Regions from separate parts of the Mus musculus genome. Here all the other regions are linked to region 1. Evidence: chromatin loops called from intact Hi-C (ENCODE). Cell type or tissue: left cerebral cortex. All regions are shown on one strand. Each heading gives the region's core, and the rest is flanking DNA. Links, peaks and the distances in the headings are about the cores only. Region 1 has its middle 83 kb from the start of Gm34145. Region 2 holds the start of Mmp17 (matrix metallopeptidase 17). Region 3 overlaps Adgrd1 (adhesion G protein-coupled receptor D1).

The links. A loop is a pair of places that touch in the nucleus more often than their neighbours do. Peaks named below come from ENCODE experiments on the same cell type or tissue, not always from the same donor. Only the 100,000 strongest peaks of a DNase experiment are listed, where the experiment ranks them.
Region 2: it touches region 1 in a loop (4-fold over the local background); 32 of 42 quality-filtered maps call a loop at or near these places.
Region 3: a loop joins it to region 1, with 2.6 times the contacts of the local background. A loop is called at or near these places in 13 of 42 quality-filtered maps.

The regions. Positions count from the first base shown.
Region 1 is chr5:129,385,375-129,395,698 of GRCm38, reverse strand. No RefSeq gene overlaps it. Among named protein-coding and RNA genes, the nearest start is that of Gm34145, 83 kb to the right of the region's middle. In left cerebral cortex, for the core only: no CTCF peak of the experiment used is centred there; DNase peaks (open chromatin) are centred at 1,651, 4,459 and 4,659; H3K27ac peaks cover 458 bases.
Region 2 is chr5:129,581,839-129,592,162 of GRCm38, reverse strand. It overlaps Mmp17 (matrix metallopeptidase 17), which reads right to left and starts at 7,994. Exons shown (of 10, transcript NM_011846.5): 1 at 7,715-7,994. The coding sequence starts at 7,870. In left cerebral cortex, for the core only: CTCF peaks have their summits at 5,729, 5,936 (motif pointing right), 7,359 and 8,247; DNase peaks (open chromatin) are centred at 7,434, 8,055, 8,229, 8,626 and 3 more places; H3K4me3 peaks cover 4,092 bases; H3K27ac peaks cover 3,452 bases.
Region 3 is chr5:129,182,380-129,192,703 of GRCm38, reverse strand. It overlaps Adgrd1 (adhesion G protein-coupled receptor D1), which reads right to left. Exons shown (of 25, transcript NM_001347486.1): 19 at 4,312-4,378; 20 at 3,005-3,071. Among named protein-coding and RNA genes, the nearest start is that of Gm46923, 71 kb to the right of the region's middle. In left cerebral cortex, for the core only: a CTCF peak has its summit at 6,243; DNase peaks (open chromatin) are centred at 6,244 and 9,549.

The DNA.
Region 1 (10,324 bases), core at 1,642-9,641:
TGATAGGGACAAGCTGAGTTGGGTGGGGGTTGGGGGGGGTCAGTGTTGTTATGGCTATCCTGCCTCACTTAGAGCCCAGTTCCTCCAGGATGATGTGGTTTGCCTCCATGAGCCTTCACCTTCCTAGAAAGACAATATCTGTAGCCATCGTGGGTTGTAACAATATATGACTTCATGCTTCAGTGATAGGTGTTGGGAGAGAAGGATCCCTGATCTCTAGTGAGACTCTGCTCTCAGGTCTGGCTTGGAGTATGGCCGATGCCTTGTACCTTATCCACAGGGGAACCTTGGCATTTCCTGAAAATGCCAGCCAGAAGCAGCCTGATCTCACCCTCCTCTCCACTCATCCGGACTCGTGCCCAGTGTGCGGCACTCCCTGTTCTGGTATACCTCAGGAAAGGGGTGGCCTGAGGCCCTTGCTCCTCTCCCAGGGATGATGAGGGGCAGCTATGGGCCCTGCTCTCCCCACAGGGAACTTCTCAGTCTTCTCTCTCGCCTTCCTGGAGGGCACCCGGTAGATTTCCAGAGGACAGCTCTAAACAGGACCAGTAAGTTAGTGTGGAAGGTGGTACAAGAAGAGAAGTAACGCCTCCAAGTTGTTCTTTGACCTTTATATAGGATTACACACACCAACCCCACACAAATGCACATGTGTGCTCATGCTCACAAGCAGAGAAGGGAGACAGAAAGACAGAGACAAAAAGAGACAGATACACACACACACACACACACACACACACACACACACACACACACACACACACAGAGAGAGAGAGAGAGAGAGAGAGAGAGGACATAAGAAAACCTTGAACAACTCTGGCATAGAGCCTGCATTCATAGCCCTGTGCTTACGCCCTCAATCACCCACACACCACTCTCATTTCTTCTGTTTTACCTTTCAGCCATCTTGCTTTCAGGACACACCCCCTTGCTGTGAGGACACGACTCCCCCTCCCCCACCCCACCCCCACCCCAGTTCCCCAGGCCTTCCCCTCTGCAGGCACCCATCTGTCTGTAGAACTGGGCTAGTTGGCCCTGTGGCTTTCTCCCTGGTTCTCCCTTTCCCTGCTGTCTGGGTGTGAGACGCACATTCTTCTTCCTCCGCACTTCTCCATCATCAGAGCTGAAGTTCAGAATGAGGCTCTTACACAAATAGCCTATTATGAGGTGAACAGACCAAATCAAACAGCTAGAATCCTACCAAATCAAACAACCAGACCAAACACTAGCACCACGGCTTATTATTCCTCAGTGGGGGCCTCATGTTTGCCTGGTACTGGCTTCTGTGTGTGTGTGTGTGTGTGTGTGAGAGAGAGAGAGAGAGAGACAGAGACAGAGACAGAGAGAGACAGAGACAGAGAGACAGAGACAGAGAGAGAGAGAGAGAGAGAGAGAGAGAGAGAGAGAAGGGAGTAGAGGATGTCCACGAACATATGGAGAGAGAGAGAGCTGGCACTGCAAGCCCACCTTCATAGTGCTGAGCCCAGAAGCCCAGGGCCAGCCAAGGGCCTGAAGTCCCGTCAATCATTCATATTCATCATGTTTTGAAATGCATGATCTCATCTGTGAGTCCTCCCACAACCTGTCCCAGCGATCCCAGGAGCCTGTGACTTCAATCCAACTGGCTCTTGGCAGGCTCTCTCACTCCCTGTAGTCTGAAGAGTCAGCCTGTCTTTACCGTGCTTCCGTCTTGCTCGTTCCTCTTCTATACAGCATGGGCAGACAGAGCTGGCTTGGAGGTGCACATGCAGATATGCCATCGTTCCAGAAGCTTCCTTGTGTTGGATACTGTGGGTCTCTGTTGTGGTTCCAAATAAGCTCCCTGTGGGCGTGAGGAGAAGAGCTATGTCCTTCAGGGCTTCTCTTTGCAGTGGGGAGTGTCCTAGGTGGGTGGGGTTGTGAGTTGCAGCCACGCCCTTTTGCCAGTAGAGCCTGGTGGGAAAGATGGGTCTTAATCCTGTGACTAGCAGAAAAGCAGGTCATTGAGACATGCCCATGCATCATAGTGACCCCTGAAGGTCAAGTCCCCCTTAAGTCCATTAAGCCTGAGTCAGCGTGAACTTGGGGAAAAGATGGGGCATGAAGGCCAGTGGGGGGGGGGGGGGAGACACCTCATCCTTGGGGGAGGTGAAGGATGAGGCCTGTGGTTTACCCTCAGGACTGGCTGCTGCAGAGGGAGACCTGCTATTCTTCTTCAGACCACCTCCCACAGGAGACATCTGGGTTTCCTCTATATCCCACAATGCACCCAAAACCACCACTTCATGAGGACAGGTGTCAGGAAGCATATGAATGTTTTTTCCTATCTTTTAGGCTCAGGCTTCTGTCAAGAGCTGCAGGATGCAATTCTGAGAGGTAGACACTGGGGCTGAGTGCCAGAGAGTGAGGCCAGCCCCAGGGCCCGCCTGACCCGGAAGGGAGACACTGGTGGCATCTGAGTTTGACAGCCCTCATTCTTCATTGATTCTGTGCTCCTGACTGTTCAGACAAACCTGGGTCAATTCTGCCACTTGCATTAGGGGACAAAGATCATGCTGATCTTTATTCTCAACCCTTGTACTAAGTCTTCATTATGATTTGACTTTATTTATTAAAGTTAGGGTCGCCTTAGCTTTCTAAGCTCTAGACATAGCTCTTTGATTTGCAAAGACTATGCCCTTGAGCAGGATGCTGATGCCTGCATCCGGCAGAGAGTGGCTCTTCTGGGTGCTTGTGTGTGCACCCCTGCGCAGTGACTGTGACAGAGCATGGACACCTTGACTCACAGTCACTCAGTCAGGCACAGCAGTTCACTCTTAAGCATTTTCTTTCTCAGGTTTCTGCTTCAGAGCAGATGCAAAGCCCTCCTGGTGGCAGAAAGGCTGCTGCAATCCAGCCTTCAAAAGGACCTCTTGCCTCTTCTGGCCTTACATTTGATGACCAGGCCTCGTGGGGCAGGGTGGAGCAACAGGACTCTCGTGGTCCCTCCTGACCTAGGGGTACTATCGCACCTTCAGACACAGGGCTAGAGGGTAGGAGAGGCTCCTCATGGGGAATTGAAGGGCTGCTATAAATATTTAGGGCAGCGAGAAGTAAGTAGGTGTCATACATGGGGTCTGGCCTTTACTCTGTAAAAATGAAAGGCAAGCCCACCCAGATACCAGTGGACAGAGTTCACAGTGATCATCCCCCTGGCTGGGTTGAGGATGTGACCTCCCAGGCCACTGGCCCCACAGTGCTAAAACTTTGTTGTGGATGGTCACTTCCGTTTTTCTGGAATTTAAAAATATTTGAGGTGCCAAACTTTTCGAGTTTCCCAGGCACTAACATAATTAAAGTTACTTTAGCTTCTCTATATCTTTCCTGATCGGAGAGCAGAACCCATAAACACGCCAACAGCAAATCGATGAGATAATTATTCTGTAATGAATCCAAACACTGTAAATTAACCTGACAAGTGGCCACAGCTCTCTTGGACTTCTTGGAACCTTGCTGGCTGTTCCTAAGTGAGGAGGCCAGACCATGGGTGGGGGGGGGGGCTGCATTCATTTCCCGTCCTCTTCCATCAGAGTTGGCAGAAGGGCAGGAAGCTCTGAGCCTAGTCTGTCTCCTGAGCCACCAGAGCACCACCAGAAAGGTCCCGTCTTTGGTCTACCCTCAAGCCTGAGGCTTCCTCAGTGTTCAGGGTTGTCAGTCTATCCCTAGCGCTCTCTCTCTCTCTCTCTGTCTCTCTCTGTCTCTCTCTCTCCCTCTCTCTCTCCCTCTCTCTCTCCCCCCCCCCCTCTCTCCCTTTCTCTCTCCCTCTCTCTCTTTGGTTTTTCGAGACAGGGTTTCTCTGTGTAGCCCTGGCTGTCCTGGAACTCAGAGATCCGCCTGCCTCTGCCTCCCAGGTGCTGGGATTAAAGGCGTGAGCCACCACGCCCAGCCTATCCCTAGCTCTTGTGCCCAGCTCATCTTTTGCTTTTACCCAAATCAGCACCTGCAGGACCACGGCCATCACTGTGCATAGAACATCATGCCACTGCTACTCCTATTCTTCCCATTCCCCTTCCCAGAGCCCATACAGGAGGAACCTTCCACCCTCTGACTCTTTCTGCAGAAGTGCTATTGAGGGCTGCCTCTGTCTGGACTTCATGAGCCTGTGGTAGGAAATGTCCCCTATAGAGCCACAGTGGGTAGATAGGTAATACTGCCCACAGTCCCTTTGACACTATATAGAACAGCTTGGTGGCAGGTGACTTTCCTCAGTGACCAGCCGGCCATGCAGGTAGCTCTCTGGCATAAGTCCTGTGCATCTTTGCTGATTCAAGTACCTCTTCAAGTGTTGTGGTCTGCTGTGGGATATGTCTTCACCGCCTGCCAGTGTCTGTGGGTATCTGTCATCTCTTGCTTGCCTTCCAGGGCTGGTTAGGGGAGCAGTGGGTGCAAGGAGCAGCTGCAGCATGCATGGTGAACTTGGCTCCTTCTAGTGCCTGTGGTGGATGCAAGCTGTTGACTTCCTGTGCCAAGCTGCTCTCTTCAGTAAGGAATAGGGAGCCTCTCCCTCAGTATCCCGCAAAGGGGCTGGGTTTCATTCTGTAGACACCTCTGTTACTGACCGCCTTGCCAAACTCCTGAGAGAGAAGGGGGGGGGGAGAGCATTGGGCTTTGCAAGTGAGATCTGGAGCTGGAAACAAAATGAGTCCACAGGGAGCCAGCAATCTGGGCCAGGTGGACATGCAGCAGAGACTCAGCAGGGACTGATATCCGCTTTCTCTCCAGTCAGGCTGGTCTTGGGATTTTGCAAGTTTCTGATAGCAGCAGGGAGGGAAATTCTACTGCTCCTGGTCTCTCCACTCTTGTGTTTGACAAGGATGCTAGTGGCCCTGGCCTTGCAGAGTCCCCAGAGAGCTCCAACTAGACCTGCTAACTCACAGTCCTATTAAGGTTTTGCTGTCATTATGAAGTCCTTGCAAGGACTGCCTCTTTTGGCTGTTCTTGGGTCCCTGGGATATGAAAGTGGGGTTAGGTAGGGTGTGACGCTTCTGTCTCCAGGAAGGGGATTTATTTTCATTTCAGCATTCTGTGTGCAGGGCTGTGGCTTTCTGGGATCTCACACTCCAGTACAGAGACAGCATTTATATGTGTGTGTGCATGTGTATAAATATATGATATATATGTATATGTAAATATAAACATATATGTATATAATATATGTGTGTAAATATGTATGTTATATATATGATGCATATGTATATGCACATGTATATGCACATGTATATGATGTATATATGTATGATGTATATGCAAATGTGTATGATGTATATGTATATGCACATGTGTATGACGTATATGTATATGCACATGTGTATGATGTATATGTACATGTATATGATGTATATGTATATGACATATATTTACATATATATATACACACACAGGGGGCTTGCAGCTATGATCTGGAACTGTATCAGCTCTGCATGGAGCAGATCAAACCTTGAGTTAAGTCCTGGTGAATGTGCACTGTTGACAAGGACATGACCATGTTGAGGACCCTAGAGTCTCAGACCCACACAGTAATGGCAATGCCTTGCCCCTGGGTGAGGCTTGGAGGGAAATGACAAAGCCTTCACTTCAGGTCCATGTGTGGATGTTGACAGTGTGGACAGAAAATATCCGCCTTAGCTCTCTTCCCCCGATACTCATGGTCCGAAGATTGTTCTCCTCCAGAGACTGCTCCCTACCAAGATTAGCTAAACCTGTCACCTTAATCCAATATATGGTAACCCAGTCTCGCTGTTCAGCTGTGTGCAATAACCCCACCTCCCTGCTCAACTCTCTATAATAAACACATTGAGCATCCAGGGTACTGTGGTTTCTTCAGCTGAGAGCCCATTCTACCATGCTCCAACTTTCTGTCTGTGTTCTGTTTTTTTTCACTCTCTCACTACCCTAGTCAGGTCTCTCCCTGGAATCATCTAGTCAGGTCTGTCCTTGGGATCATCTAGTCAGGTCTGTCCCTGGGATCATGCTAGACAGGAAGAGTACAGCTCCTCTACAAGCACAGTGCATGCTCTTTGCTGTTGAGCCGTCTCTCCAGCCCTGCTGTCAGCTCTTGGGTCTTCATCTTCTTTTTCATCCTCTATATTCAGAGGTGGATCAGTTCTGCCATGGTAGGGAGCGGCTTCTGTTGTCCTATGGGAACCCTGTCACATAGCCAGGCATCTGGGGTTTACCATCTCCAACAGCTGTGGTCAGCACCAGCCCAGGGAGACTGCCCATTGCATCTCCAGAAGCTGGGGCACATCCCAGTGATCTGGGTTCCATTAAATCCTCAGGTGATCTTCAAGCATGCAAACACTTGCAATTATCTACTGTAAATCTAAAAGGCTCTCTTTTAAAGAAAAAAAATTAATTTTTTTGTGTATGTGAATGTTTTGACTGCATAAATGTCTAGGCATCACCACGTGCACGCCCAGTACCCACAGATGCCAGAGGAAGGTGTTAGCTCCCCTGAAACTGGAGTTACAGATGGTTGGGACCTGTCATGCGGGTGCTGGGAATGGAACCCGGGTCCTCCAGGAAGAACAGCCAGTGCAAGCTCTCTAGCCCCAGTCCAGAAGGTTCTTCATACTTAACAATTGTAGGACAGATCCGGACAATATTGTAAGCCTCTTGGAGGAAGGGAAGCTGGTTCTGTTGTGACATCCCCTGCCCTTGGAACTTTAAACCTTGTTCTGGGTCCTTGAACACTGTCGAGGAGAGACAGGGAGCAGAGAGCTCTGCACGGAAGATGTATCTCTCTGCCTCCTCCCAACCATTTGGATTGTGGCTCTCAACGACGATCGATCGTCCATCAGAATGAGGATATAAACGCGCTGCAAGAAAAACGAGTGTCTCTCTGTGCTTGTGATACACGCTCCATCTGCTAAGACCATCCTCAGCCTCTAACTCAGAGAGCTTCTGTCTTTGGCCAGAGGCCATGGCCATCGAAACTGCCTCTGAGTGCATTTGTCCCCATCAGCCATTTACTGACTGAGGGCAGGGAACAAAAGGCAAATCTGAGGTTTGCCTGTGGCAGAGGGCTTTGCATCATGATTACTGAGCTGTAGGGCGTCTTCTCCCGACACTGACATATCACAGTGCCACTTGCATTAACCCCCGCCACCTGCCCGTAAGAACCGCATGACTAGCTGCCCTTCATGGAGGTCACGTGCCTCCAAGAAGCATCTCACACTTCACCCTCAGATGTCTGCATGCTGAGAGCCGATAATTTGTGTCCGCCAAGTGACCACCTGACTGAGAGAGGTCAAAGTGATGATACGTTGCATTCACCTGTCATACATTCTCGTGGGGGATGGTTTGAGGTAGAATGGGTTCCCAGGAGTACCGGGCTCTGTGGCAGGAAGCAACCCTGATCTTCAGTTCTGAGGACTCCTGCTCTTGAAACCGTCGCTGTCAGTGACGCCTCAACTGTATGGGACAGACCCAAGAGCCATCAGCCTTATCTCTTGTAGAATGGAGGGTTGTCTAGAGAGCCTGGCGAGGAGTCAGGGGGGACATTGAGGTCAGGGAGGACATTGACCCAGGATTAATGGAGGAAGATTGAGGAGGGCTTCAAGTCCTGGATCCCTCAGATGAGGCTGACAGTCATTGGCTCCCTCCTCTCTCAACCTGGTGCCAGGAAGTCAGGTGCCCCACTGTTAGCCCTAGTAAGAATTTATTACCTTGGCAATTATCAAGCTGCACTGTTGTTTGACTTTATAAGGTTCCCTGACCTGTGGTATGCATTTGGCGGGGGGTTGGGAGTGGTGGTGGTGGGGATGCGGCGGTGGGGTGGGGTGGGGTGGGAAGGCAGCTGTGGCTTTGTATCCTCTGCTGCCTACCTCTCAGAGTGTTCAGATACCCCTGCACAGGGCTTTACTCAGGCTGGGCTTGCATGCATACCCTTTAGTTAGGGTGAACCAGGGGTATGTAGGACCCTTGGAAACTGGGAAGGGGTTCTTCTGAGGGTAAAGTTTCATTAGCCAGAGTTTTAAGTACTGGGAAATAACTCCTTTGGATGGAGAGGCATTCCAGGAATCCCAGTTACTTGCTGGGTGGGTTCTTATTTGGGAAAAGAGGAAATTGAATTTGCCGGTCTGCTAAGGACTACTCGACCTTCCCCAGGTTGAGGGTGTGGGGTTCAGGCTCCCCGGACAAGGTCAGAGAAGGGGAAGTCCTGCTGAAGGGTGTCTGCCATTGTATGCCAAGCTCAGAGAAGCTATGACCCAAAGTCAAAGTAGACTTTGATCCTAATTCACAGGGTTTCCCCACATGACCACCCACCCACCCCCCAACCTCTGGGTATGCAAATGGAAGATCTTCCAACACCCCTGTCTTGGCCAATTGCACACAACCACATAAACCTTGCCCCAGGGATCCTGGCCACCTCCCCAGGGCCATAAATACTCCTTTCTCTCCCAACCCAACCCAACCCAACCCGTTAAACTGAACCAGTTTTCCAAAGCCCCCCCTCTTTCCTTTCTCTCTCTCTCTCTCTCTCTCTCTCTCTCTCTCTCTCTCTCTCTCTCTCTCCTCCCCACCCCCGTGTGTGTGTGTGTGTGTGTGTGTGTGTGTGTGTTCTTTATCTACGCACTGCCGACCAAGGCCTTACTTTGTATCCATCCTCCCTGGCCAAGCTTAAAGCCCCAGGGTATAGGAAGAGTCTGGGGAATGGTGCCTGATACCCTCATAAGCCTCATAAGGAGAGCCCTTTTCCCTCCCTGGGATGACAGCATTTAGAGGAGATTTAATCAGGAGAGAAGAATGGGCCTAAGAGAGTCTCTCCAGGGAGTTGGACTCTCAGTGCCCCCTGCTGGCAGCTCAGCAGCTCTGTAGTAATTGGCTAGGCGGCTCCTAGCCTGTTGGCGGCTATGGACGCAGCCACACTAGGGCCCTGCGGCTCGCTCTCTCTCTCTCTCTCTCTCTCTCTCTCTCTCTCTCTCTCTCTCTCTCTCCTCCCCACCCCCGTGTGTGTGTGTGTGTGTGTGTGTGTGTGTGTGTTCTTTATCTACGCACTGCCGACCAAGGCCTTACTTTGTATCCATCCTCCCTGGCCAAGCTTAAAGCCCCAGGGTATAGGAAGAGTCTGGGGAATGGTGCCTGATACCCTCATAAGCCTCATAAGGAGAGCCCTTTTCCCTCCCTGGGATGACAGCATTTAGAGGAGATTTAATCAGGAGAGAAGAATGGGCCTAAGAGAGTCTCTCCAGGGAGTTGGACTCTCAGTGCCCCCTGCTGGCAGCTCAGCAGCTCTGTAGTAATTGGCTAGGCGGCTCCTAGCCTGTTGGCGGCTATGGACGCAGCCACACTAGGGCCCTGCGGCTCGCTCTCTCTCTCTCTCTCTCTCTCTCTCTCTCTCTCTCTCTCTCTCTCTCTCTCTCTGCCTGCTTTCATGGGTCTCCCATGGATCCCCATGACAATCCTAATGGAACGGCCATTGTTTTCTCTCTCCCTGTGTACTTTAGACAGACACTGGCCAGGCCCCTTCCTCATGAGCTGGGGTCTGGGGTCCACAGAGTCTTTCTTGTCATCTGGCCCTTGTCAGGAGATTGACTTGGCCTTTGCCAGGGTATAGGCCACAGCTGCTGTGGCTGGTGCCTAAACTGGGAGGAGACGGGGGCAGGCCAGGTGGGATGGTGGCTTTTCTGTCCCATACTGGTGGAATGTTGATATAAAGGCTGGGGCTTCAACAGCCCTGGGGGAACTCTGGGGGAAGTTAAACACAGAGGGCACACTAGAAACAGGACAGACCAGGCTGGAACCTTAAACTTATAGCATTCCCAAAGACCCCATGGCACTGGTTCTGCCTAGTGGCAGATATTGATCTGGACCTCTGCCGTTCTGAAGGATGTAGGGTAGGGATGCCATGGTGCAGAGCCCTGATCACTGGGCAGCAGGGCTCAGAGTTCCCCTGCCTTGAGCCCAGCCAGATGTTCCTAGTGAGGATATCCATCCAGCCCCTGCCATCAAGGCCACTGACACAGAAGGAAGCACAGGAAAAGTCAGGGACTATGATGGTTTGTATATGCATGGCCCAGGGAGTGGCACTGTTGGGAGGTGTGGCCTTGTGGGTGTGGGCTTTAAGACCCTCATCCTGCCTGCCTGGAAGGATTCTGCTAGCAGCTTCAGATGAAGATATAAAACTCTCAGCTCCTCCTGCACCATGCCTGCCTGGATGGTGTCATGTTTCCACCTTGATGATAAAGGACTGAACCTCTGAACCTGTAAGCCAGCCCCAATTAAATGTTGTCCTTTTTAAGAGTTGCCTTGGTCATGGTGTCCGTTCACAGCAGTAAAACCCTAACTAAGACAGGGACTTTGG
Region 2 (10,324 bases), core at 1,647-9,646, 200 kb before region 1:
CCCTGCCAAGCTCACAGGCTCAAGCCAGGGGCCCAAGGCCTCATGGCCATTATTCCCTCTTGCAGGAAGCTTCCCCCGGAACTCATCCATGGAACACCTCAGAGGGGATGGGGGTCCATCTCCCAAGAGTGAACATGAACGGGGAACAGAGAGGATTTGAGGTCCTCTGGGAGGGTAGGGTCATGCCTTTCCCCCTAAGCTGGCATGGCAGTTGGTGCCATCCTGTCTAGAATAGAACATAATTGGGACTAAGCAACACTGCACCTGCAATCTCAGATGCCCCTCCCCCCCCCCAAGAGAAAGCTCAATCTTTTGCATGTTGCTAGCCCCCTCCCAGTATCCAACCAAGGCGTTTCTCACAGCCTTAAGTCCTGGGAGGGGCTGACTACAGTTGGCATTGGTTGGGGGAGGTGGGTGATGGCCAGCGTTGGCCTCAGGTAGACACTGACAACATTCCCATAGCATCAGAGTATGGGGGTGTGGAAGCCCTGGGCAGCCAGCTCATCCAGCTCTAGCCAGGTGAACCTCAAACACCCAGAGGGTCACATTATCATCTGGGACTTGTGGCTGTTAAATGCCAAATGAGGATAACGGGCCACTGAGGTGGCACTTAGCCTAGGGGACTTAGGGCTGCCTAGGCTGACAAAAGCCACCGAGAGGACACGATTTCTGCAGAATAGGCAGCCTGGACCAGCACCTTACAGCTAGCAACCAGCCAGTCCCTTATCACCTCACCTGACCTGCTCTTATCCTTGAAGATGTACAAGCCCCTCCCAACCTCAGCGGCTGCAACAGGATGGCCAGAGGTCAGACCTCCGGACCCCCTCACTTTCTCTCCCTGTCTCCTAATACCTATAGAGCTGGGACCACACACCCTGTCCTGGGCCGCTGGCTTCCTGCTTGGCGGCCTGGTCCTCCTTCCACTGTCACCACGGAGACAGACCGCTGTCTCCTGGGCAACGGAGGCTGCAGCAGGCGGATGCTGTGAGGCTCAGGGTGAACCTTCCAGAAGGCCACTAGGGAAGGGGTGGGGCCAGGAGAAGGGGAGTCCCACCCCCAAGGGCGGATACCCTTTCCTGTTAGCCCAGTCAGAGAACGGGACCATTACTGCAGACCAGTACTAAGTCAGCTAGCTGGGCCAGTCAGGGATTCCTGCACAGATGTAAACACGCAGTCAGTGAGTGAATGCCGGGCTCCCTCCTCTTTCCCATCTTGCTGTTGCGTTTATCACCATTTGACACAATGTGCATCTTTTCACAGCTCTAACGAGGCATAATATATACAGCGCTAAAATCCTTCAGACGATTTTAGCAAATTTATAGAGTGCAGCCGCCGCCCAAGCCCCCGGTAGCTGACTTTACCGTGTCTCTTGGAACCTGGGCAGCTCTACCCACAGCCTTGGTCAGGTGCCATGTGTAGCCCCAGGAGCCTGCAGAGCTTGCCTGGCACCCGGGCTATTGCTGTGAATCTTACAGCCATCCCTTATCCCTCTCCAATTGGACCCACCAGCTGGAGGCAAACATACTGCTAGCCACTTCTCACAAGTAGGGAAACTGAGGCCCAGAAGCTGTATTCAGATTCTTGTCCTTCTAACCAGTGTCAGAAGCAGCAGCAGCTCCTGATGTGTGTGTGTACATATGTATCACATGTATATGAAGTTTGTGGTAATCACTAATATATAAATGAGAACAATAGGTGCTATAGTCCATGGGTAGTGCCACCTTTGGCCACCCACTTCCTACCTACTATCCTCTTCCCCATCAAGCCCCCCAGACCCTTGTAAGGGCAACACCAGTGGGAGCCCCAGTTACAGGGGAGGAAACCGAGGCCCGGACGAGCCGGGTAACCTGTCCACAGTTACACAGCACATGGGATACTCGACTCGTTTATTTATTAATGTGTAGGCATGTGTACGAAAGCCAGGGGACAACAAGCCAGGTGTTACCCTCAGGAGCACTGTTCAGCTCCTTAGAGACAGGGTCCCCCACTGGCCTGGAGTTCACTGAAGAGGCAAGAAAGTCTGGCCAGAAAGCTCCAGGGGACCCCCCCCCCAGTTCTGCCTCCCCAGTGCCAGAAATACAAGTATGTTCTACCATGCCAAGCTTATATTTATATATAATAAATATATATTTCTTGTGGTACTTGTACCTGAGTGCAGGTGACCAAGCAGACCAGAGGCATCTGGTCCCCTGGAGCTAGAGTGACAGGCAATTGTGAGTCACCTGTTGTAGGAATTGGGAATCAAATGTGGGTCTTAGGTCCATGCTCTTAACGGCCGGGCCATCTCGCTAGGCCCATGACCAGCTTTGTAAACACAAGTTCTGGGGGTTGAACTCGGGTCCTCATGCTTGCACGGCAAGCACTTTACCGGGTGAACCCCTCTGCAGCCCCTGCATGACCCTTTTATGAAGATAGATCCTAATAGGTAGCCGGAGTGATCCCATGCCTGGGTATTCCTGGCTGTGGCAAGGGCTGTCTGTGGAGTGCTAGGCAGACCAGGGCAGGTCTGTCTAGAGAGGAGGGGAGGATGGAGGAAGGCCATGCGCACAGTGTGGCAGGCTGCTTTGGTTCTGGTGACAACTGCTCCAGTGACCCTGAGCTAAGGCCCACTGAATGCTTCCTATCGCAAAAGCACCCCACAAGCCCCAGGATGTGTGGAGGATGGTGAGCTCTGGTTTTTGTTTGGTTTTGTTCTCTGTGGTCTCCTTTGAGCAGAGCCGGCACTGGGTAAGTCTGCCCAATGAAATGGGAGCTGCCGTAACCCCATTTTACAATCGAGGGGAGAGAAGCATAGAGAGGTGAGGGAGGGCACGGACCCAGTCACACAGCCTGAGAGTGCAGAACTGGGGCTGGAGCCGGCTGGCTTCTGAGCTTATCCTGTAGCCACTGACAGGGAAGGGAGAGATGTGACAGAGGGGACAGTTAGACGGACACCCAGGAAGTTGTTCTGGGTAGACACGGGATTGTCTAGGTGAGGAGCCCTGGGAAGAACATTCATCCTGGGAGGAGTGGGTGTGAGCCTTTGATGCAGGAAGTAGCTAAGCATCAGAGTCTAGAAAGGACATGCACACCAGTGAGTGAAGGGTCTGGAGATGAGCCCAGAGTGAGACGTGGAGCTATGAGGGGATGTCAGGCTGTGTGAAGACCACACATCCATGCCATCGTTTCTGCAAGCCAGGTGCCCAGCAATGCTTGAGCTGTTTCTCCTCCATGTGCCGGCACTGGCCTGTACGCAGACCCAGGGCCAAGTGTTAATAAATCCTCCATGTTTACAGTTAAGAGCAAAGACGTCTAACGTACCCTAGACGGCCCCCAGCAGTGTCCTCACTGGAGAGTGCCCTGCAAGCCTCCTGAACTTCCCCAGCTTCTCCCCCTAAGCACAGCCTGCTCCTACAGGCCCATTTGAAAGGAGAGAAGACTGAAGGCCTGTGATCTGTTGGTTCACAGAGCAGGTTAAGCAGTAGTGTGGGACCCAGCCCAGGTCTAGGTAAAAGGGTCCCAACAGTAGCTATCCACAGGGTGGCCAGGTGTGGTGACACATACCTTTAAGCCCAGCATTCAGGAAGCAGAGGCAGGCAGACCTCTGTGAGCTCCGGGTTAGCCATGGCTATACAGGGAGACCCTGTCTCAAACCAAAGCAAAGTGCGAAGCCAGGACATTTTGTTTCCTAGTTTCTCTCTCTCTCTCTCTCTCTCTCTCTCTCTCTCTCTCTCTCTCTCTGTGTGTGTGTGTGTGTGTGTGTGTGTGTGTGTGTGTGTGTGTTAGACAGAACTCAGGGCACTTCCCATGCTAGACCAATGAGCTCTGCAGTGGTTTGGATGAAAGTGGCCACCCCACCCCAGGTTCTTCTGTATGAACACGCCGTCTCCAGTCGGTACTGCTGTTTGGGGAGGATTAGGAGGTGTGTCCCTGGGGACCTGGCTTGAGGTGTCAAACCATTCCCAGTGTGCTTGCTTCCTGCCACCTGAGACATGAGTTCTCGGCTGTTCTGGCAGCTAGTTCTTCAACCTTGCTAACGTGACCTCTACCCCTCTGGGGCTGTGTCAATAAACACTTCCATTTTGAAGTTACCTTGGTCGAAGCAATTAAAAAAAAAAACAAAAAAACCTAGGCCAGTGGTTCTCAACCTTCTTGATGCTGTGACCCTTTCATACATACAGTTCCTTATGTGGTGGAGAATGCCCCCAACCATAAAATTATTCTCATTGTTACTTCATAGCTGGAATCTTGCTACTACTATGAGTCACAACGTAAATACCTGATATGCAGGATAGCTGATACATGACCCATGTGAAAGGGTCATTCGACCCCCAAAGGGGTCTCCACCCACAGGTTGAGAACCACGGAACTAAGACCAACTAAAACTAACACCCAGACTCATCTTCTTTCTATTTTCCTGAAACAGTGTCTCGCTAGGTAGCTCTGGCTGGCTTGGAACTCCCTATAAAGACCAGGTCTTGAACTCTTAAGATCCACCTCTGCCTCCTGTGAGCTGGGATTATAGGATTAAGGGTACATACACCACCACGCCCAGAATTGGTCCTTTTAAAGAAGTCATCTCATGTTGCTCGGGCTAGCCTTGAACTCTATGTAGCCAAAGATGACCTTAAATACCGTATCCTCTTTCCTCTGCTTCCCAGTGCTGCGGTCACAGGTACGTGCCACCATGCCAGGTTTATTTGGTGGGGCTAGGGCTGGCAGCCAGTGCTCTGTGCTGAAATATGCCTCTAAGCCTTCTTTCCACTTTTAAAGAGAGTCACCCCATAACCCACGCTGGCCTTAATACCATCCTCCTGCCTCAGTTTCTGGGCACCCATAATGAGTGCCTGTATCAGCAGGTCTGGCTCAATCTCTGTTTAATCTCCTGGCTATCTTGGTTTGTATTCACAGTGAACTGTAGTTCCTAGAATGAAGCCATGGGGAGAAGAGGGAATTCCTGCATGGTCCAGAAAAGATGCTGAGAGCTGAGGGAGTTTAAGGTCTGCACAGGTAGGTGGCTCAGGCTTCAAGAGGGGGTCACACGGGCAAACCCAGCACTCTGTGTCCCTGCTTTCACCTGTCACCACTGGTCCCACCCTCAGGGTCTTTGTTTATTCCCCCAGTAACTAGCCTTCAGTTGTAGGCATATTTGCAATGAAGATCTGAACCTGCCCTGCTGTGTGGTGCCGACAGTGGGAGAAACTTTGCCACAGGAGGAGACTTCTGGGTAGAAACTTGCTGGGCTCATTCGAGTAGCATGAAGGGGGCTCTCAGGCAGAACCCCAGGAACCGTGGGCCATCAGAAGCTACGACTGCTTGGTGCTTCTGAGACACGGCAACACGGCATCCACTACGGAGCTAGGCCGGGCTGAGTGGTATGACATTTGTAAATGAAATATGAGGGGCTGACGGGCGGCAGAACCTGCAGAGCCAGGCAGCGGATGAAACATTTTCCAAGACAGGTGGCGAATGAAACCTGCAGAGTGTGCCACCCAGGGCCTGATCTGGCTGTGTCTGAACTGTCCACTTCCCCCTGGCTATCCAGCTGGACGCTTGGAAAGGCCTCCGGGACGCCACTCTCCAGAACCTTCCCTGGGGTTGCACACTTGGCTCTGTGCAACCACTTAAGAAACGGAGTGACAAAGCCAGGCCCCACTGAGCTGTGAGGAAACCACATCCTGCGGGTCCTTTCAGGGGGCCTGGGGGCCTCTTCCCGGCTTTATTCACAGGCGCTCGCCCCTCCCTGCCCAGCCGTGGATTTAGCGGTGTCTGGCAGCGGCTGATCACAAACACAAAGGCGTCCTTCTCCTCCGAGGCATCCAGACCTGAATGCGCTCAACAGCCCGCAGAGGGCGGTCTGAGGGGCATCAGAAAGCTCCCACCCAAAGCCCGCCCATCGTTTGCAGCTCAGTGAGTGCCCCTGCGCCCCAAGCTCTTAGGTGCCATTCCCTAGAGGGCCACCAGAGGGCGCCCCCACCGCCACCAAAGGAGAGGCGGGCAGGACCCGGTTCCCACACCCGGGAGGGTATTGTCCTGGGCAGGAGGCTGCCTGCGGCACCCTCCCGCCTTACCCAGGATTGGACGACAGGGTTTTGCTGCCTCTGGCAAGCCTGGAGTCACATACCCTGGTTAGTGAGATCTTCAGGGTGCTGGTGGGTTGGTGACCCTGGAGTGCTCAGGAACTCAGTAGGGGAGGGGAAAAGTCGGATGAAGCCCACAGGTGCCAGGGGGAGGAGCCAACCCCACCTCAACCACCGAGGTCCGCTGCTGCAAACTTCCTAAGTACACTGGGCCTGATTAAGAACTTGGATGGGCAGGGGCTCCCTCGCCCTGACTCCTCCCTCGCTCTGTCTCCTGTCCCCTAACCAGTCCCGTTAGAGATACACTGAAAGCTTGAAGGAAGACGGTGTGTGTGTGGGGGGGGGGGGGGGGGAGGGTGCGTCTGGACTCTGTTGTCACCCACCAGAACTGGGTCTGGATGTCCTAATGCTCATGGCATCGGGGAGCCAGCTATGAAAGCCTAGGATCAGGAACGTGAGGAACCCCTATTTTAGAGGCCACTGGAGTGGGAAGAAGCCACCTCAGGGGACCCTCAGACATCTGCAAGTGGGCAGAGAAAGCATGGGTCGCTGCCACCTCAGATGCCTGGGGGGTGGCAGAGTCTGCCCCTCTCAGATCCAGGGGCAAATGTTGCCAAACTGGAGGTTGCTCCCGCCCCAGTGTCTCCTCCAGCAGGAAATCTCCATGACACCTTGCCTAGACCTGAGGTGTAGGAGTCCTCGTTGCCAACCGCCCGTGGAAAGCGGACTCTGCCAGGACCCCATTAGGATATTGGCTGGCTTGTGCCAATCAGGAAGCCGCGCCTGGCCGGGTCTCCAGATCTAAGGAACCCAGGCCGGGGCCTCCTCCTCCTCCTCGAAAGCGGGCTCTAGTCACCGCGCGCGCCTTTGCAGAGGGCTTCGCGGGCCTGCGGAGCCATAAAGTCTGATCGAAACCTTCCGGGTCTCCTGCGGGTTTCCAAACCCGACTTCAGTCAGGAGGGTGGGCAAGAGGTGGGAAGAAGCCGGTACCCGGGTCCCCAAGCTGGAGTGCCTAGCTAAGCTCTGGCAGTGGGAGTTGGCGGGATGGGGACGGCAGCGGGCTTGACACAGCAGAGGTTGTCACCCGCACCGGCGGGACAAGGCCGATCGCTCCGGTGGAGGAGGGAGACGGGGTCGCGGCACGCTCGCCGTGCGGGAGGCTCTTCTAACATCGTCAGCGGGGCAAACTCGGGAACCCCAGGTTTTCCGGACGCCCACAGGCGCGTCCCCGGCCTGGGGTGCGCGCCCCTGACCTCCCACTCCGGCCGCGAAGCTCGCGGGGCGCACCGCTCCGGGCGTCTGTGACACCGGTCACCCCGCCAGAGGTCTCTGTGGAGCTGCTTTTAACCAGAGACCAGGCTCCGGCTGGGCGACCACCTCCCCGGGGCGCCCGCGGCTGCGGCGCACGACTGCACGGAGCGGGAAAGGGACCGGCATCCTCCTAGACCTGCAAGCGTGAGCCTCGAGCAGCCCGAGCCCCAGCCTCAGTTTCTCTGTCTTAAAAATGGGTTCCCCCCCACACCCCCGCCTCACCGGGATTCGCGCACCTCTCCGAAAGGAGCAAGGGCGAGTCTCCCTTCTCCCTTGCACCTCGTGAGCGCCTGGGGACTCGGCTCCCGAGTGCCCAGGGTCCCGTGCCCCTGTCGTTCACTCACCACCCCGAGGCTGAGGTCCTCCGCGCGGGGCGCGGGCGCTGCGCAGCCCCCATGGGCCGCCAGCGCCAGTACAAGCAGCAGTGGTGGCAGCCCCGGCCCGGGGCGTGGAGGGCCAGGTCCCCGGGGGGACCCAGGTCCCCGCGGGCGGCGTCCCATCCCGCTCTCCCAGGTCGGGTGGCGAGGGTCCCCGCACCCGCCAGCAGCCAGCTCCGCGCCTCGCTCGGCTCCGCGCCCGCACCGCTCCGCTCCGCGGGACTGAGCCGCGCGCCCGCCCGCCTCCGGGGCAGGGCCATGCTAATGTATGCTAATAAACATCGCCCCGCCCACTCCCTTAAAGGGGCCCCCGCGCGGGCGGGACCCGGTAATGGCACAGAAGCTTTGCCCACCCCGAAGGCTGGAGCACTGCTGCAGACAGGGAGCCGGCGGATCGGGCTGCGAGTGTCCTAGAGTTCTCTGCCGTCCTCTGGACGCGCCCCCTGGTCGCCTGCTAGAACCCTTGGTTTAGTTTCAGGTCACTTAGGACCTAAAGACCGCTGCAGCGCGCGTGATGGGCACACGGGGGAGCCCGCGGGCCACAGAGTCTTGGGGCGAGTGGGAGTAAGCACCCCGATTCTGAGAGATCGGAGGTGGGGGAGGGGATTAGTGTGATACAAGAGAGCGTAGGAGGGAGCGGGGGCATGGGGTGGGATGGGATGGGTGAGCGTGGGCGGGAGTAGGGGCTTAGGACGGGAGACTAGGCCGAGAGCACACCTGAGTCCTGTATGGAGCCTTGGGCACAGAGCACCTTTTCCCCTTAGTCCGCCAGGGAGCATCTAGCCTCTGCTGCTGAGGGTCTGCATCAGGTGTGAAAAAAGAGACTTTGTTTTGAGGGGCGGGGAGTGAACCCCCCATGCTTCCGGCGGGCTGGACCCGTTCTATCTCCGTGAGCCGGGAGGCTATGAATAGCAAACATTAGCTGGGATCTGGCACCCGCTCAGCACTTTACAGATGAAATTTTCTTTCTCGCAACCCGTAAGAAGTGGAAACCATAGTTCCCAATTTGTACACAAAGAAACTGAGGTCCAGAGAAAATAATACCTAAGTAGGAGACAATGTGGAGTGACAATGTGGAAACTGGCTGGGCCAAGGGACAGAGTTCAAAACCAGCGCCCTCCCACCCCAAGCCCCCGCCCCAGCGGCTGGGTCTCCAGCCCCTTCCCCGCGGGTTTCTCTAGTCCCTCGGTGTCGTTAGGATTACAGTCTATTTATTGTTTGCACGCGGACACTGAGGTTTAGATGATGCCTCTAAAGGAGAGGGTGGGTGACTCCCTGCTTTGAAGGCAAAGTTCCCTCCCTCAACTCCCAGCTGGTGTCTATCCATACCCTGTTGCTCTCGGGGGTCTGGGTGGTTTGGGGAGAAGATTAGATTCTGCACCAGCTTGAGATGGGTCCGTGGGTTGGGGGGTGGGAGGGCGGGGGTTAGGACCTTGACACGAGAAAGCCCTAGAGACAGAGAGTGCGCAGCCACAAGACAGTAGCATCTCCCGGGTGTTTAGCTATGTGGAACAAACTCCCTATCAACCCGTGGAACAGTACTGCCCACAGTTAGTTAAAAATGGGTCTTCCTATCTCAATTAACCTAATCTGGATAATCCCTTCGAGGCGTGTCCAGAGGCTAACCTAATCTAGATAATCTCTCACAGGTGTGCTGGGAGACTTGTTTCCTAGGAGATCCTACAGCCCGTCAGGTTTACAATATTAATGCATGACATTAGTTCATGCTGCATTAGAAGGAAGGTCGGTTCGGTCCCTAGGGAGAAGATCGATGCTCTCCTGTTAGACAAGAAGAGAGAAACGTATTGCATTCGTAGGCCCTCTGAGATCAGCTTCAAAGCTCGGGTGGCCCCATCTTCTATCTGTTCTGAGGTCTCTGGGCCTCTCCTAAATGATGTCCCTATGTGGAAAGGAAATCTCAGAGAAATGTGGAGCAAATTGGGGACAAAAGAACTGGTTCAGGAATGGGTGGCTCTAGGGGCTCTGGCTCCAGACCCTTGTCCCCTTGACTCTGCCAATTCTAACTGGTACCTCCTCCCAAGGTGCCCTGCCTTTGCCTATCTGGCTCTGGGAGTTTCTTCCAGGTCTCCTATAGTTTGGTAAATGTCTACTTGACACTACAGATATACTCTTAGATGGATAGGAATCTTTTTTGGTTTGTTTAGAACTGTGTCCTGCTTCAGCCCCCGAGTGCTAGGATTTTAACTGTGTTCTCCCATACCCAGCTAGGATGGGGGTCCTTGTAGTTATAATTGAGTTAAAAAAAAACTTGAGATAAGCTCACTGGGGATTGTCTAGGTGACCCCCAAATCCACTGTCAAGTGATCTGATAGAAGCAGAGGAGGCCCGGACATGGTAGCAGGACTTTGAAACTCCAGCGTTTGGGGAGGCAGAGGCAGGAGGATGGTGAGCTGCAGGCCAACTGGGCTCGAGAGTTTTGGAAGTGGTTTTAACAAAACTCCAAAGGAGCAGACGAAAGAACAGGGGAGAAGCCACAGGAGAGTTTGTTGGCTTACAGACAATTTTGCTAGACTCTTCCCAGCGACCGAGCAACAGATTAGGTCATCATATGGCTCT
Region 3 (10,324 bases), core at 1,555-9,554, 200 kb after region 1:
GAGGATCCAACAGCTTTTAGCCTCCCTAGGCACACATACACAAAAATAAATAAATAAATGAATGAATGAATAAATAAATAAATAAATAAATCTCTAAAACCGTGCTAGCCGAGTGGAGTGTTTTCAGATTGCAGACAAAGTCTAAGCATGGGGCAGCCACCATTCCCCACGGCTCCCCAGGGAGCCACCATTCAGGAGTATCCGCCCCACATTTTCTCTGCCATTTCCCTCTTGCAAGAGAATAAGTGCCCACAGAGAGCTTTTACCCAAATGGGGTCAGGCCATGCTTGACATCCAAAACTTGCTTCCTTCATTTGGAAGTAAGGCGGAGCACTCCCGGGTGAATGAGGGCACGGCTCAGGAGGGTACAAATCCTACCATCTTCTGAGGTAGGGGGCATGAAATGCTATTCCATTTCTACACCAGGATCCAGCCAGAGGCCAGCCAAAGCTACAACATGCCCCCCCCACACACACACACCCTGCATGCATTTGGAATTAGCCAACTCTTTTCTGTTCTCTCTCTCTCTCTCTCTCTCTCTCTCTCTCTCTCTCTCCCTCCCTCCCTTTTTTTGCCAAGGGCTGGGTAGTAAATACTTTCGGCTCTGAAGGCCACCATGCCTGCCACAGAATGTCTCAGCACTGCTGAGCAGCAGTGAACACACTGTAAATCAGTGGGTGTGGCTGTGACCCAAAACCCAACCTCAAAGCAGGCCTAGTCATACCGCCTGCCCATTTACCGTGGATCCCTTAGAACACCTGTTCTCAACCTTCCTCCTCCCTAACACTTCTAACCTTTAATACAGTGCTTCCTGTTGTGGCGACTATTTTTGTGGCTACTTCATAACTGTAATTTTACTACTGTTACTAATTGTGGTGCAGATATCTGTGTTTTCTGGTGGTGTTAAGGGACCCCTGAGAAAGGGTCTTTGGGCACTAGACGCCCCACTACCACCAAAGGCTTTACAACCCACAGAGGCTTTCCGCACCTCCCTCTCAGCTTCTGCCATGCCCCACTGTACAGGAAGGCATCAATGACCCAACATTAGCCATCACTAGAGCAACCCTGGACGGTTTACAAGCTGTGATCTCTAAGCCTCTGCAGATGACGGTAACACACCGTGCCTAAGGGCACTGGATGCTGGTCCTTCTCATCCCAGCATCAGAAACTCAATACCCGTGTGTGTTCCAGGCTCACGCAGCCCTGGCTATGACTCCCAGGAGTCGTGCTACCTAAAGCATACTGCTCACTTCCCTGAGCTTCGGTCATTCTTAGCCTCAAGTCCTTAGCCACACCGTGTGATGCTTAAAGCTTCCCCTCTTAGCCTGGCTCGACCTCATCCCTAGACCTTACCGCTCGCCCTCTTCAAAGGTGATTCTCACCATGCTGAATGGGACCCTCGCTAGACCCTGTGATCCTCCCTGCTGGGTCACAGCTTCCAGTTCCTCGAGGTTCCTTTTCCCAAGAGGCTATGTGCAAATTTGCCCTTTATAGCAACCAAGCCCTGGGAGCCAGAGATCACCTCAGGGGACTTGACCTATAAACACAGTTCCTGAGCCAAGCCAGCCTCAGCCAGGACCCAGCCTCGCTAGTAACCTCAAAGCTAGCATGGTCCCCCACTCCACCCCATACCCCATCAAGAACAGAGGAGATTACATCCAGAGCCCTGGGGCCTATAGACCCTGCAGAGCAGAGTTTCCCGTGGAAAACGGTACAGCAATATCAACAGACTGTAGCTAGGACCACAGTGGTCATGTGGATAGCAGGAGACACGTGCATAGTGACCGCGCCTGGCCTCCCTGCTCTGCAATGACAGCTCACTTGCTGCTCTCTGTAAACCCCCAGCCAAGAAGGCACCATTGTGCCCATTAGCATGAGAGCATCAGAGGAGTTTCCATGAGGACGCTCAGGATGTCCCTCCGTTTCCTTTACCAGGGTCCTACCTCAACCAGTGCCACTGAACAGGGGTGGCCACATGGATTCACAGCTGGAAAAAGGAGAGGAGAAGGATTGGCTTGTGAGCCTTTTGGGGTGTTTGAGCAGATGGAGGGAGAGGGTGGCCTTCAGATGGAGTCATCCCATCCTTTATCTGGTGACATGTGAAGTCTGGCATCACCTGAGATGCGAGGGCAGTTTTTTTTACCCTACTCTCAGGGTAGGGCTGGGATACCCCATCTTAGGGTTAGCAAACCAGCCTACTGATACTCTACAGGGGTATCCTTTGGGATTGGTTAGCAATGGCCCTGTCCTGGGACCTATGAAGGACAGAACACCCTGCAAAGATAGAAGGGTAAAGGGCAGGATCTCTGGAACTTCGATTATGACTAATTATGACTCAGACTAGACAAGGAGCCCCGCCCAGGGTATGTGTGTGGGATGTCCTGGCCCCTATGACTACACCAAGTAGTCTGTCAACTCCCACATCCTCAGACATGAGCATCAGCACACAGGCACGGAGGTCAGCAGGAGGAGGTAGCCATGGTTACGAGAATGTTGTGTGGGTCTGGCTGCTCGCTAACCCTGTGTGGCACTGCCACAGAGAGTAGCCTCGGGGAAGACAAAGAGTTCCTCAGCCATGGGCAGGTGCCCCGAGTGGAGCTGTGTGGCTGATATAGGTCTCTATGTCTCTGACCATCCTCACTGTCTCTTGTCTCTGACTCTTCACTTACGTGTGGAGTCCCCAGGAGCCCCTCAAATAGCCTTGGAGTGTTCGGACTCTCTGAGAAGTCTGTGCACGCCTCTGGGTATGAGCTCAGTGGAGGTACACTGAGGGCTAATTGGGGCTGCTCCAAACTCAGGGCCTTCCTGAGGCTATGGGCAAGGGAAGCTCAGAGTCACTCACTCCTTGGGGGGTGGGGAACAGCAAGCATAAACAAATGAGCGGCAGGCAGTACAAGGCTGTATCTTGGGGTGTGTCTTCAAGGAACCTGGCACAGTTCAAATGGCCTTGCCCCTGACCTGTCTGGCTCTGCCTGTAAAGTGTGTGTGGGGGGGGGGGACTTACCACAATGACCAACAGAGCCGGGCCCACAAAGGCCCAAATAGCGCCACTCCCCAGAGCCAGCCAGCAGCTGTGGAGAGAAAAGAATTACGAGATCACCCTTGCCCATGGAGGTACCTCCACCCCGCAGCAGTGCCCCAGGACAGAGAAAGGACTTGTCGGCTCTAGGTATCGACTCCCATTCTTCATCTCCAAGTTATTCCCATGACGATCTCATGAGTCTCTTTCTCGGAGAGGATTTCTCAGAATTGATGCCTGGGTCAGCCACCTCTGACGAAGTCCAGCCAAAACCCGGAGTACATTTCAGTTTCGCTACCACAATAAACAAAAAGCTACACCGGCAACTGGCTTTGGGTTTTTTTGCAGAGCAAGACAAATTTTGGCCAGGAAGGTGCCTTTAATGGGGCTCAGAGAACTGGTTGGCCACCTGCCCATCTGCCCTGGGCCTGTGGTCCAGGCCTCCCAGCCAAGCAAGGACTCTAAGACCCATCTGTCTGAATCCCCCAGGCCATGTTCATTTGCATAATTGTATATTTCTTCAACTGGACGCTGCACACTTATTGATCATCCAAGAAAGGCCTGAAGGCTACAACATGGGCTTCATGGGTGACCAGAGCCATGCCCCGGGAGAAACACATGGATTAAAACCTTCCCATCAGAAGGATCAGTGGGTAAAAGCACTGGCTGCCAGGCCTCTTGATGGTCTGAGTTAGCACCCCAGGACCTGTGGTAAATGGAGAGAACTAACTCCTGAAGGCTGCCTTCCAACCTCCACACGGGTGCTGTGGCATATGTGCACACACACAGATGCATGTACATACAAGCACATGTATGCACATACACAATGAAAAACTAGATGTTAAAAAAAAAAAAGAAAAAATCTAAGAATATAGTAATACCCACGCTATGGTTCCTTTTTGGGTTGGTCAGGTTTTTTTTTTTTTTTTTTTTTTGTTGTTGTTGTTGTTTTTGTTGTTGTTTTTTTGGGGGGGTTTTTTTTGGTTTTCCAGACAAGGTTTCTCTGTGGAACCCTGGCTGTCCTGGAACTCAGTAGGTGGACCAGGCTGGCCTCAAACTTAGGCCCACAGGAGCCACCACTGCCCAGGTTACATTGCTGATTCTAAGAGCACAGTGGGATTGCTCTTGTTCCCACTGCCCAGGCCTGGAGGGAGCCAGCTGGTGCCCACTCTGCACCAGGGTGAACGTGGGCATCTGAGAACAGCACTGTGAAGCACTTTGTAGATCCTTCTCCACAGGAGGGCCTGCCAACCACGAGGCATGCTCAGCTCAGAGCACACAGGGTCACTTACCTGTCACTTGTCCCATAGCTGTCCATAGAGGATGATATGGAGATGATGCAGATGAGGAGAGGGCACCCTGTGGAGAGACAGAGATGTCACCTGACCTGCTCCCATCCCCTTCTGTCCACAAATGCCAGGTTCAGCTCCTGGTGTGACAAGTACATGGGGGTGGGGTGGGGTGGGGGGACTATGGCGCACTGGGTATGGAATATTGCTAGGCACAAGGACCTTGAGGGCTAAGCCAGAGGTCACACATGCTCTCTCTCTCTCTCTCTCTCTCTCTCTCTCTCTCTCTCTCTCTCTCACACACACACACACACACACACACACACACACACGCTCACACACACACACACACACACACACACACGCTCACACACACACACACACACACACACACACACACAGCCTTCTTTTGGTTCTACACAGGAGCCTAGGGATATGTGATAGCCCAGGACTTAGGGCACATGACCCACGATGACAAGAATGGAAGGCTGTTGTCCTGTTTGGAACACAATTCCTAGCTAAGTCAACTGACCCACAAGACACATGTCCAAGTAGTTAAGGACATTTTGTGAGTGTTAACAGGGATGTGTGTCCTGGACACGTGGCAGGCAGAGGCCCAGGCCTCTGTTGAACACCCCACACTCCACGGGCTGGCAGGGGAAGGGGATAGTCTTGGGTCAGCTGCACTAGACAGCACATGCTGCTAGTGTTTGAGGCCACAATCTTCTAGTCAGGCATTCTGTCCCCCATCTATAGGGCCAAGAGGCTGGCTCCTTCCTTGCTCTCAGGTGTGTAACCCATGACTGGCTCAGTGGACCATCAATCTCCCATAGCCACAGCAATTGATTGAAAGATGGACATGTGACCTGGGTGAACCAATAAGACTCCAGCAGGGACTGCCCCTGAGACTGAGAGGAAAAAAAGAACTCTGTCCCCTGGGGACATGGGTGGGACAGACGGGGCTTGTGCAGCCACCTTAGCACCATGGGGGTGTTAAGGAATGATCAGGGCTCTGCCAATGAAGACATCAAGAAAAGCAAATTTATGTTGTGGAAGCCCATAGATCAAGATCTGAATGCTACCACCATGGGCCTTTTGGGGCTATAGGGACCATTAAGTTTTCTTTGTGCCTAAGCCAGTTTGAGCTGAATTTGTTTTTGCAAAGCCTCATCAGACTTCTGGATAGGCAGTGGAAGTGAGGTCTAAGAACAAACTAGAAAAACATTTAGACCAGCAATTCCCACAGCATTCCATCTCCCCGCCAAGAAAGGACTCCGGGTCAAACTGCTCTTAAGAGCCAGGCAGCCCAAAGCGAGCTGACCGCTCCCTGCACTTTCAAAGTTCAGAGGATTTTTATATATTCAGATGTGAGTCTCCACACGGAGGAAGCAGCTCTTCGATCTTTAGCTCAGCTGTGGCGTGGTGTTTCACTCTGGAAAACACACCTGAATTTTCAAGCTGATCATTTCCAAATTCTGCAAACGCTTTCAGACACTCAGCATCTTCTACAGGACCTGGTGCCCTTTGCCTCCCCCGATAGGGGGCAAAGAGCCAAAAGAACTGACTCCATACCCCACTGCAAGATCCCTCCACTGATGACATTCAAAAGAAAGGACTGTAGAACAGTGGTTCTCAACCTGTGGGCCATGACCCCTTCGGTGGGGGAGGGGGCGGATGTCAAAGGACTCTTTCACAGAGGTCCCATGGCAGATATCCTGCATGGCACATCTTTGCATTAGGATTCCTAACAGTAACAAACTTACAGTTATGAAGCAGAAACAAAATAACTTTATGGTTGAGGGTTACCACAACACTAGGAACTGATTAAAGGTTTGCAGCATTAGGAAGGTTGAGAACCACTGCTCTAGGGAAAACTATTTCAGCCTTCAGCTTCAACCAGCTTGTGGGAGAGCAGCCTAGTGTCTCCACCCCCCACGGCTCTCTAGCGCCCCCTATAGATGGCTGGCTTCATGCTTCCATTCTCTATACCAAAAGAGTGGTTTGGGGTCTAGTGTCTCCTCCTCCTCCTCCTCCTCCTCCTCCTCCTCCTCCTCCTCCCCCTCCCCCTCCTCCTCTTCCTCCCCCTTCTCCCCCTCCCCCTCCTCCTCCTCCTTTTCCCCCTCTTTCTCCTCCTCTTTCTCCTCCTTTTGTTTTTTGTTTTGTGTGTGTGTGTGTGTGTGTGTGTGTGTAGACAGAGTTTTTGAGCCCTGGCTACCCTGGACTCACTTTGTGATCAGGCTGACCTCAAACGCACAGAGATCCACCTGTCTCTGCCTCCTGAGTGCTTGTATCAAAGGCATGTGCCACCACACCTGGCTAGCTGCATCTTTTAAAGATGCCCCCCCCATCCTTGAGTCCAGTTTAAAGCAAGATACACAGGACATCAGGGAGTCTCTAAAGCAGATAATCAGCACAGGACTCAGCCCTTGCTGTGGATCTGGGTCACTCTCAGGCCCCCCTGCAAGTGCCCCTGGTCTAGGACAGCTACTTCTCCATGGTGATTCTTCATGGGAACACTAGCGATGACTCTCTGGTCCCTCCCAGAGGCAGTCAGAGCCTCACACATCTCGAAGACACTGAGGTGTATGGTGGCACAGAGTTTGGAAGGCACATATCAAGCTCTCACGGTCCACCCAAGATGGGCAATATTGCCTCCAATACTTTGGACAGTGGAAGTGAGGGGCTGGTCCCAGGTTGTGACTTTATGGTATCACATCATGACTGAGGAGCAGCCAGAAGGACAGCAAGAGGATGGATAGATGGATAGGAAGACAATACACAGCAGAGTGGTGAAAAGCTCAAAGGGGTTTCTTTATCCACTTCTATCTGTCTCCATATATACATTCATATTCATGTGCTCTGTTTTGGGAATCTAATTTTGTGTCTCTAAATTCCTGCCCGTCAGAGATTAAGAAGAGAAAAATCACAAGCAGAAAAACAAGGAGAGTGGAAGCAGACAAAGGGAAGGAGCCAGGGGCCAGAGAGTCAAATGGCACCCAGCTCCCTTCCTAAGGATACACCAGAGATTCAGCTGACTCCATGGAATGGAGTCTATAGAATGCTCGAACGGGGCTATTGCAAGGGCCACATGAGATGCGTGTGAACAGCAAAGCCCTGTGTGTGACACTGTGTATGATGCTGGTCGTAACCAGCATTCTGGATGCTCAGATTCCCTACCTGTTTCCACCAATGTCTCCTATGAAGCTGTCTTCCCCAAACCCCAGCAGACGGTGTCACTTTTCTGGAGTCTTTCTGAGCCCATCACCACAGACATATTCTCTCTGGTCACGAGAGAATGACCTCTCGGGACATGGTAACCTTTCAGAGGCCCCAGCCAATTGCTGTCCTATAGATAGCTTTGGCCCCCCGAGACCCTGATGGAGGGTGGCAGACATTTTGGGGGGAATTACTGCCGGGGAGTGCTGGCCAGAAACAAGAGAGGAGTTGGGGAGTTCCCATGGAAACCACTGACGCCACCTTCCCCGAGTTTGCTGTTGTTGCACCTATGAAAAGTGTGTACCATGAGACACTTGGGACTTGGTTCTAAGTGGCAGGAGGTAGTAGTGTGTGCTTCTTATGGGTTCAGGACTGGATTCCCATGCATTGGCTCCAAGTGGAGACCTCTCCACTCCGGGCTCTGGGCACCTTGCTCTTAACCTCTTCCTGACCCTGTTCCACGGTTAGACAGGTCTTACAACCATGACATCAGTGCTTGACATTTGTACTGGCTGGTTTTAGGTCAACTTGACACAACTGGACAGCAGACAGGAAGGAACCTCCATTGAGAGAAATGCCTCCATAAGATCCAGCTGTAGAACATTTTCTTAATTGGTGATTGATGGGGGAGGGCCCAGCTCATTGTGGGTGGTGTGATCCCTGCTTGGCCTGGGCTCTACAAGAAAGCAGGCTGAGCAAGGCAGGAAAGCAAGCCAGTAAGCAGCAGCAGCAGCAGCAGCAGCAGCAGCAGCAGCAGCAGCAGCACCCCTCCATGGCCTCTGTATCAGCTCTCACCTCCAGGTTCCTGCCCTGCTTGGGTTCCTGCCCTCACCACTTTTGATGATGAACTGTTCTATGGACTGGCGAGTGGAATAAACCCTTTCCTCCCCAAGCTGCCCTGTGGTCCTGGTGTTGCATTGCAGCAATAGTAACCATAACCAGGACAACATTCAAACCCGACCAAAGGTAGGAAGCTCTGCCTGGCTAACCCTAACTAAACCCCACTACCCCCCCCCAGAGACTGAGCTGGCTTCCTAAATAAAAACGAAAAGGAAGGCAGGCCTGGGACAGATTTACTTCATTGGGGTCTCCTGTGTCACCCTAGATGACAGGGACGTCACAGAAGACATCGGGTTCAATAGAGAGCAATAAACCTCATGCCTTCTCTCCACACTGAGTTGGTAATCAAATTCCAGTTGGCTGCATCAAAATGCAGGCACCTCAAAATCCCTCATCTCCCCAGGGATACAACCTGTTCCCCTTGATTTCACAAACCCCTGAGTTCAGGTCACGGCTGCCACCAAACCTTTAACTGACTCCGTGCTGCCTCCCCACCTCAGCTTGAAAACAGCATTACATTTCTAAAAGCTTCAATTCCGTGCAGGCTGAAGCACTGGCAGGGAGAGACCCGAGGGGAAGAGGCTATGGTCCTGTGGTCTCTGGCTGCAGCGGGGTCTCCCGTGTCAGCTCCAGCTCCTTCTTCATTAGGGGGCTGGGGCGTTAAAAACCTGCTGCCTGCAGGCGGACGGTACTTAGGCCAGAAGCCAACCCTGCCCGGAGAAGATGAAGGACACAGTTCACGGGCTCCTGACGAAATTAATTAAGGGTAGGATGATGGGAAGATGGATGGGGGCTGCGGGGGTCAGAGCTGCCTGGCTTTCTATTTGTAGAGAGCTTGTATCAGGGCTGCGGACTGAGTTCTGTGGGGACCACATGTGTGGACAACAGAAAAACTCGGCCTACCACATTGGGAGGCAGGATGCCCTGCCTCCTCGGTTTGTTTGTTTGTTTGTTTCAAAAGGAGTTTGCCATTGTAAACTTCATGCTTTAATATTGGTAAATAGCTCATTTTTCTTCAACATTGGACCGATCAAGTAAAATACTCCTCTAGGTTGGAGACAGCAGACTAGCACGCTCACTCACACACCCTTCACACACATTCACACATTCACTCACACGCCCACCCCACACCCATTTACACACACACACACACACACACTCACATGCCCACTCACACAAACATACACACACACTTGCACACTCACTCGTCCACCGCACACACCCATCACATTCCACACTCAGCCCTGATCACCTGCCCTTCTCCATCAGCATGACTAGTTTCCCATCCATGAAGAAACCAGGAAGATGCCGGTAGCCACCCTTGTCAATGTCTAGATCTTTCCTAACAGAAGTCAGTAGTCACAGGAAGGAGTCACCTCCTACCTGGGTCAGACTGAAGAAGCAGGTCACCCTTGGATCAGCCTACTGAGGGGCTGGAGAGCGGTGGACTCTAGCCTTGTCTATCACACATGCGCAAAAGCAGCAGTGTGAGTGCCCAGGCTGAGCGGGGAGACAACAGGAACCATGGGTACCAACTGCATGGCCTGCAGCTGTTGGAGGTAGCTGCCCACCCACATCCCCTGCTCTGTCTCTCCAGGGAATCCCTGGGAAAGTGTCAAGTGTCGACGCCTCCACTTCAGCCTCAAATAAATGGCATTTGCCAACTCAGAGCGCACACGGTAAACACAGTTAATCTGCTGTTTGCATAATGAGGGCTGAGAAAATTAAACCTATTTGAAGGAAGGCAGAAAAAAAAGCAGCAGGTCTTTGATGCTTAGCCCACGTTTTTTTTTTACAACTGCTGCGCCCATCCACAGCAGGACACTTGTAGGAAGTGGGCTCTGCTGTGCTGGCTGGGACTCCCTCGGATGAGCAAGAGTCAACATAGCTGACAAGCCAAGACCAGGCAGGACATTGCATCAGCCATGGCCCAGGGAGACTCTGCATGGTGGATAGTAAG